Linked DNA regions of Mus musculus: region 2 is linked to region 1. Evidence: chromatin contacts called from ENCODE Hi-C or POLR2A ChIA-PET data. All regions are on one chromosome and are shown on one strand. The core of a region is the stretch at or near the end of the contact, and the rest is flanking DNA. Distances in the headings are between cores, read along the strand shown. Region 1 overlaps Fars2 (phenylalanine-tRNA synthetase 2 (mitochondrial)). Region 2 holds the start of Nrn1 (neuritin 1).

Region 1 (3,846 bases), core at 390-2,889:
TCTCTCTCTCTCTCTCTCTCTCTTTCTCTCTTTCTCTCTCTCTCTCTCATTTATATGCACACATTCTTCCAGGAAGAAGAAGCAGATGCATGTGGCTGAGAAAAAGAATCGAAATAATAACCTAGCTTGATCAAAGTTCCTTGCTATGGTGCTCACTCTGAAAATTATTTCTAATCAATGAGCAGTACCACAGTACACCGTGGAGTAATTACCTTACACGTGTTTCACTCGGAGCTGTGATTAGAAACAAGATGTGAGATCAGAGGGGCATAAAATGGATATAAGAAGGAAAACTCTCAAGCAGGAGCTGAACTGCACAGGCTGCAGGAAAGTTAATGAGCGGGAAGGCTGTTCCACATCGCAATACTGGTGCTCCCGTGTTTACCCAGTAAACATTCCCTGCCTGTCTTGAGCATCAGTGATAGCATTTGCAGTCATATCAAGGTAACTTGGCATCTGCTGCCCTGATGTCCAAAGGTAGGCACATGAAGGGTCTTAAAGCTGTCCTGAGACACAAGCATACTCAGGGAACAGTAACAGAAGTTGCCTCTTCCCTGTGGTTAGAAGCCAGTGTTCAAGCACGGACTTCCTGGCACAGTTCACCAGCCCCAACACACTTATACCTGCACTTTATAAATCAAAAAGAGACACCAGAATCCTGGGAAAGGGAATGAAAGACTGGGACTGATTCTAACACTGTGGTCAAGACCACTTGGTCTCTACAGAGGAGGGCTGAGTGCTTGCTCTGATGTGAATGGCTTTCTGTCTCTTGAGAGCAGTGGATAAGAATGCAGTGAGCACATTGCCTTGTCATGTTTACACAAGCACATACACGTGCACACACACACACTGGCACACATGTGTGCACATATACCTGCCATGTTTGAGCAGAGGTGTGGCCTCACCAGTCTCTTTCTCCACTGAGCACAGCACAGCCACTCGCACACATGCTTCCTTTATGTGGCTTCTGTCACATGCAGTCACCTTTGATTCTGTCTCTCAGCAGCATGTCGTAGAGAATGGCAGCAGATCTACTCATGTCATCTGAAAGACTCTCGGCACCTTCAGTCCAGAGATTTCCCTTGAAGGGTTAGGCCATGCTCCCCACCCCCCACCCCCCAGAGCCAGGCTCTGAGGCTCTGTGCATGATCCACCCCCTGTCATTCAGCAGCTCCGACACCGTAAGTGCTCTTCCTACCTTTGTTCCTCCTCCCAGTTGGTAAGAGTACAATTTTCAAATTTCTTACCTTCTTCAAAAAAAAAAAAAAAAAAAATGAGAAAAGATAGAATGATTGCTAGTTTATTATAGCAGCCTCTCTGAAGATGTTGGCAGACGGGAATAGCTATGCACTCAGAATCATTAAGGACTCCCCTAACAGGACATAGAAAATCTGCTAAATTCCCAGTTTTTCTGAGTCTGAAGAAGCAATACCAAGCCACAGAATGTTATCTCATTGAGTGTCTTCGCTTTAAAGGCTGACTGAGCAATGAGGACAATACCACCCTCTCTACCTTCAAGAATGCTTCAATTCCTCTTAGACACTTCATCTGCAGAGCTTTCACTCATTAGTAAATATAAGCTGCCTCTAAAGCAGCAAATGGTAGTCATTGTGCCTCTGGGACAAAATTAGGGACTGGACAGAGTGTGTTTACCTGCATGCAGACAGAATTAAAACAGGCGGAATATGTTCCTAGGGTCCAAGGAGGATTTGGGCAAGGCTGTGAGCCAGGAGTGACACGTCTGTTGCTACTTTTGATTTATTCAGTTAGTCACAAAGTAAATTGGGCTGTATCTTGATTTAAATATTACCTTGAAAGGGAGTGAAAAGAAATTAACAAACTTGGAAGGACTAGGCATCAGCTCCTCTAACCCCATGCTTAGACTGGGTTTTTATGGATTTATTTCCGAATGATGATGGCAGAAGCAGAAGAGCAGTATACTCACGGTCTAAGGCCAAAGAGGCATTTTCCTGCCTCAGCTTCATCCACATCCTGAGTCTGCGTGTGGACACGTGTGTACGTATGAACCAAGGGGCATGCGTCTAAAGCAGTTGTCAGGATCAGTTCTCTCTTTCGCCCTGGGATCAAGGATTGAACTCGGATGGTCAGGCTTGAGTGGCAAGCCCCAGTTTTATTATTCAATGGAAGACTTTAGCTGCCATGATCACGTTCCATATCTGTCTCATCATTTTACGAAGGTGAGAACCTCATCTCTGCTGTCCTTGCTCCATACTCAAAGTGTTGGTGCTGCCCAGTGTTCAGTAGACAGCTAGTAAATAGTTGCTGAATGCACTGATGCTGCATAAAGCAGTGTGGCCCAGCTTATTAATCATGTCTGTGGGTCAAGAGTCAAGGCCATGACTGAGGAGATTCTCACAGTTCTGTGCCAACAAACTGCTTACATAATGACGTCTAAAAAAAAAAAAGTCACTGAAGCAGCCCATGCCCCAGTTTGTCAGACAGTTCATTTTTATAATTACATCAGTGCCTGGTAAATCTCCTTGAATTAATGTGTCTTGCGAAGTTATGGCTGATGTGAAAAGGTATCTCCTTAGCATCTGTGTGTTCTGCGTATATCTCTCACCCATGCTGCACATATATTTTAAGGAACATTTCTTCGGGTGCTGTGTTTTTTTCTATTTATGTCTTCACCATAAAAATATAAATAGATCGTTTATCTCCGGTATCCTTAAAGTAGCTTGCATCGTTTCAGTCTTTTAAACTTTTACATAACCAAAGTTTCTGTCTCCAGTATGCATCATAGGAGATAAATGTCTGGGGGCAATCCTAGAAAGCTTGGGGCCAGCTTCCTTGGACTCCAGAAGGACATGCAATGCTGAGAGCTATGTGTGTATGTGTTCGAGCTCCAGTCCAGGAGGTACCATACAAGACCCCAGTGCTGTTTTCCCTGCCTGGCATCTTGCAACTATTATGCCTGGCACCTACCATACGATATCTCATTTGAATAGATAATGCTGTGAGATGAATACCACAGGTGGTATCATCCTGCAGATGAGAACATGAAGGATTAGAACACCAAGAAACTTGGCCAAGGTCCATATAAGCAACAAAAGACAAAGCTGAAACTTGAACCCTGTGGTTCTGGCCCACATTCTTATCTATTAGACTCTACGGGCAGGGCAGTTCTGGGACCACCCACAGTACAAGCTGGGCACTCGTGATCTAGGATTTTGGTGAATGTTGCCCCAAAACATTCTTTCCATTCACATTTTAGGCAGAAGATACTCAGATGTTTTCTAAGAAGGGCTTTGAGATTTCCAGGTCCTGTGATTGCAGACTGTTTTCAGCTGACAGTCATGTCACTGGGCAAATGTTATGGTTTATGTAGTGTGAAAGCCCCACATTTGCTCTGTGTTGAGTACTTGGTTGGAAGCTGGTGGCACTGCTTTTGAACGTTGTGGAGCCTTTAGGAGGTTGAGTTTCACTAGAAGAGGGTTGTTGGAAGCCAACATTGAGGTGGGCTCTGATTCCTGAACACAGATGCAATTGGGTCAGTTGCCTCATAATCTCGCTACTGTGACTTCTCTGCCATGATGGGCTGTCCTCTTGAACTGTGAACCCAAACTAGGCTTTGCTTCAAGTTGCTTTTGTCTAGTATTTTATCAGAGAAACACAAAAAGAAACTAGTAATATATCTAATACAGCAAGCAAGGAAAGGGACCTTGCTTATTGAGCCCACTCATTTCACTCTAGGAACCCCTTCAAACTCAATCCCAGGACATTCACAATGAGAGAGGTTACAGCAGAAGTCTGAGAGGCATTGCCTGTGTCTAGAATTCTGAAAGTATTTCTCCTGGCATCCATTTTCAAGTGTGATACATTTCT
Region 2 (3,578 bases), core at 516-3,015, 300 kb after region 1:
GTTTCATTATTTCTATTCTCATCTACTAGGAAAACAGAGTCCCCAAACATCCTCCAGGTGAAGTCCCTATCTTAAAACATTAGCTGTTTCTTAATCTATGAACATTAGTCGTCTAACTGCAAAATGCCACACTCACTTATTTCTAACACTTACAGCATTTGCTGCCCTTGGGATCTATGTCCTAGGATGGTTGCAGCTCTTTGAACTAATGTCAAAGGCACAAAACCACCAGATGCAAAGCATTAAGTCATCTCCTAAAATTAAAGGAAAAGGCAACATCCCGGTGCATGCTCCTTGCTTTGCAAAAATCCCAGTTTCTGCAAAACAATAAACAAATAAACAACCAAAAAAATCCCCCAAACAAATTCTCAAGAATATGGCAAATGCATATGGACCCCATAGAAAGAATCAGTTTTAATGCTCCGAAAGCCCCAATTTCTCTATATTTCTTATGAAGAAAAAATGTTAAGTATTTCTTCTCTTGTCCCACACAAATTCCCTGACGCACCCCTGAAATGCTGCAAGGATTTGTCTGTAAAGAACGCTCCAGCCTGGCACGAACAGTTTTCTCCATCTGCAGAATAACCACTGGGAGACTTTCTATTTTTTTCCTTTTGTCCATTCTATTAATAAGCTGCTTTAATTTCCCTTTTCAGTTACATTAATTAATGTTTCCATCCAGTATCACATAAGCGGATTCACTAGTACTTAAAACATTTGCATTTTGGATGGAAAAATATAAACTTTAAAAAAGCCTCCCAACAGTGTAGCTGAGACTCACATTCCTTAACATGAAATGGGGGGGGGGGCTAAATAAATCCATCCAATAAACCGCCACAAACAAAAATTACAAACCCACGAAAAGACAAAATGCGAACACGTTAAACCACTTTCCTGTATAAAAATAATAGAGATGCTAATCTGCCAAAAATCACAGACACACATGACCCTGAAAAAGTATATCAGTGAATATTTGGTTGATTTATCCTTCTCGGAGTAGTCTGCGGTGCCCGGAGCAAACGCTGCAGCTAAGATCTAGGGGGAGGGGCGGAGGAAGGACAAAGTTCTAAATGCTGCAGTTTGAGGGCAGCCTTAGAATATCTTTGCTTTCTGCATATAAACTTTTCAGCCCTAGCTACCTAGGCATCTTATTCCTCCCTTTACCTTTTGACCCCTCAAGATAGTATCTTGCAGTATAACAGGGGACAAATGCTACGAGCGCTCAGATCCTGTTTTAACCCCAAAGAGGGAGGAAAAAAATGGATGTGCGCTTTGGAGAAAAGGGAGAACCCCCCTTGGAAAACAGCCGGTCACACACACACACTTCCCTGCAAAAGAAATCACTTTCTTTAGGAAAACCAAACCAGAACTCCTTCCAGAGTCCCCAAGAGCTAATGCCCCGACTCAGGGAGTCTGCAGGGTTTTCTGCAACCAGCGGCAGACCCTGGCCAGCAAGTCCCCTTAGGCGCCTCTGGGGTAGGCAATCTCCGGTCGCCTACCAAGCCGTACCGGGCGGCCACTTACCTATTTGCACCGCGAGGATCAGTGAAATATATCTGCCGTTCAACTTAAGTCCCATCCTACGTTTAGTCAAACCATTTGCGACCGCAGACCTTTAAATAGTTAGTTTAGAGAACGCGGGGGAAAGCTGAAAAATAGGCATTGCCAACAAGTTCCGGGAGCGACAGAGACTTTATGCACTGGGAAGGCAGAGGGAGGAGAGAAAGAGAGGGAGCGAGGAAGAGACAGAAAGAGAGTGAGAGAGTGAGAGGCTGGGGGGGGGGGGGGAGAGCTGGGAATGGTTCACTCCATTAGGAGGGGGCGGAGGAAGTACAGCCTCACGCCCACGAGCAGGCCTGACGTGGGGGATGACACGGATTGATTTTTTTTTTTTTTTATAATATAGACACCTTGGTAGAGAATCACCATTTATAGTCATAAGACTCTGGAATTAATCAGATATCTCCAATTAATGTGCGATCTCAACGAAATCTCGCCTCTCTGTAGTGACTGATTTTCATCCCAGTGGCCACCCCCGCCTCCTCGTTCCAGGGGCCCCCAGCCCCGCCCCCTCCCTGCGCAGAATCGGGGCTCCCTCTCCTCTCCCCGCCCCGGAGACGGGGAGTCCTGGTGCGCCCACTCGATTGTTCAACCTGCTCCCTCCTTCACTGGCGCCACAACGAACCCAGACACTTCCAACCCTGCAGAGAGGTTTGGGGAGCTTTGGGCCCAGGGAGGACAGAGGGGAGAGACTCCTCCGGTCCGAATCACCCTTCTCTCGCCCTCAGTGGGGTGCAGACCCCCTCACTTGCCTACCCTAGTTTTCTCTCCAGCCCCACAGTTGAGCTCTAGGCGCAGCCTAGAGCGCGTGAGCACATAACCCGGCCCCCCAGCACACGCACACACTCACAAAAGCGCACGCCCGGGAGCGCCCCCGAGCTCGCCCGCACACTCCGCACGCGAGCGCGCGTACACACCCAGGCCCCGGGGGTTCGTTCGGCTCGCATGGGGGCCCCCAGAAATAGACTCTGCGTGCCCTCTTGTGAATGTCACTATTCGCGACGCTCACCCACCGAGGGGCATCTATACCAGGCATAGAGACACCTATTTTAGGGGGTTGGAAAGGCTGTCGGGCAAGAAGCCTAGGCTAGGGTAAATTTCGGTTTCTTGTGGTTTACAAACTCTTCGCGCTTTAGGAAATTTCCAAGGCAAGCTCTGGTGTACAACTCCTTTCTGGGGCCTCCTGAAGTCATCTGTAGGGTCACACTGACATGTTGATACACGCACCCACGTCCATCACGTACACACCCAGACCCACACACACCTGCGCTCTTTATTTTATTTTTTGATGATCCAGCACTGACTGCAGTAAAGAAATATCTCTTCAGCTGCGTTCGTGCAAGGTCCTGTAGTGGATCGTGTAAGATGGAAAAATAATCAGGGCTACTTCTTAAATGAAATTAAGTTTTGATTTTTTTTCTCCTTTTCTGCAATGCACCACACCCTCTTTCCCAGTCTGAATTCTAGCGTCTTTAATCAAATGTTGATGGCCGCATTGGCTAACTGTATTACTTGAGCCAATGAAGAGATATGCGAAAGGAGAAAAATAAAAGAGCCTTCATATTTTATAAGACTGCAGGGCGACCGCGTAAGGCTAGGTTAGTGGCAGAAATGAAAGGGGATTAGGGAGACCGGGCTTCCGTTTAATTTGCCTTTCGAAGCCCCTGCACTGGGAGCCCACACAGTCAGCCATCTGTGCACACAGACGGAGAAAGGGAGAAAAGGGTGCAAAACTGGGGTCAGGTGACGGGCGGTGGAGGGACTGAGTAGGACCGCGAGGGTCTTGAGGCAACTAGAAGCTGAAAAGCGCGCACCGAGGGGACCCAAGCTTGCAGCCCTGCAGAACTGCAGAACCAGGGCAAGCTGCCACGGCTGTAGGGGCGGAGCCACGTCCCTGCCCCTGGTGATGTCAGTGGTGGGTGGGCGGGGTAGCGGGGGCGCGCTTTCCCGGTGTCCAGGGGCCCAGTGGCGGGGCCAGGAGTTTCCTGCCCCAGTGTTCAGAGGCTCCCAGAAAAGCA

Evidence for each region. A loop is a pair of places that touch in the nucleus more often than their neighbours do. ChIA-PET counts read pairs that join two places held with the same protein, here RNA polymerase II (POLR2A).
Region 2: a loop to region 1 is called in a map of left cerebral cortex, with 2.7 times the contacts of the local background. The contact joins the promoter of Nrn1 here to the enhancer-like site in region 1. A Hi-C loop is called at or near these places in 1 of 37 maps with a recorded cell type or tissue (left cerebral cortex). POLR2A ChIA-PET finds 5 or more read pairs at or near these places in 2 of 5 experiments (Patski and embryonic stem cell).

Annotation. Positions count from the first base shown.
Region 1 is chr13:36,429,783-36,433,628 of GRCm38, forward strand. All of the region lies in intron 6 of Fars2 (phenylalanine-tRNA synthetase 2 (mitochondrial)), which reads left to right. Among named protein-coding and RNA genes, the nearest start is that of Gm46409, 180 kb to the right of the region's middle. Within about 2 kb of position 1,640, at least 1 of the 3 ENCODE cell types and tissues checked has a DNase peak (open chromatin) inside an H3K27ac peak, as active enhancers do; it is left cerebral cortex, where a contact is called at or near this core.
Region 2 is chr13:36,732,712-36,736,289 of GRCm38, forward strand. It overlaps Nrn1 (neuritin 1), which reads right to left and starts at 1,766. Exons shown (of 3, transcript NM_153529.2): 1 at 1,525-1,766. The coding sequence starts at 1,579.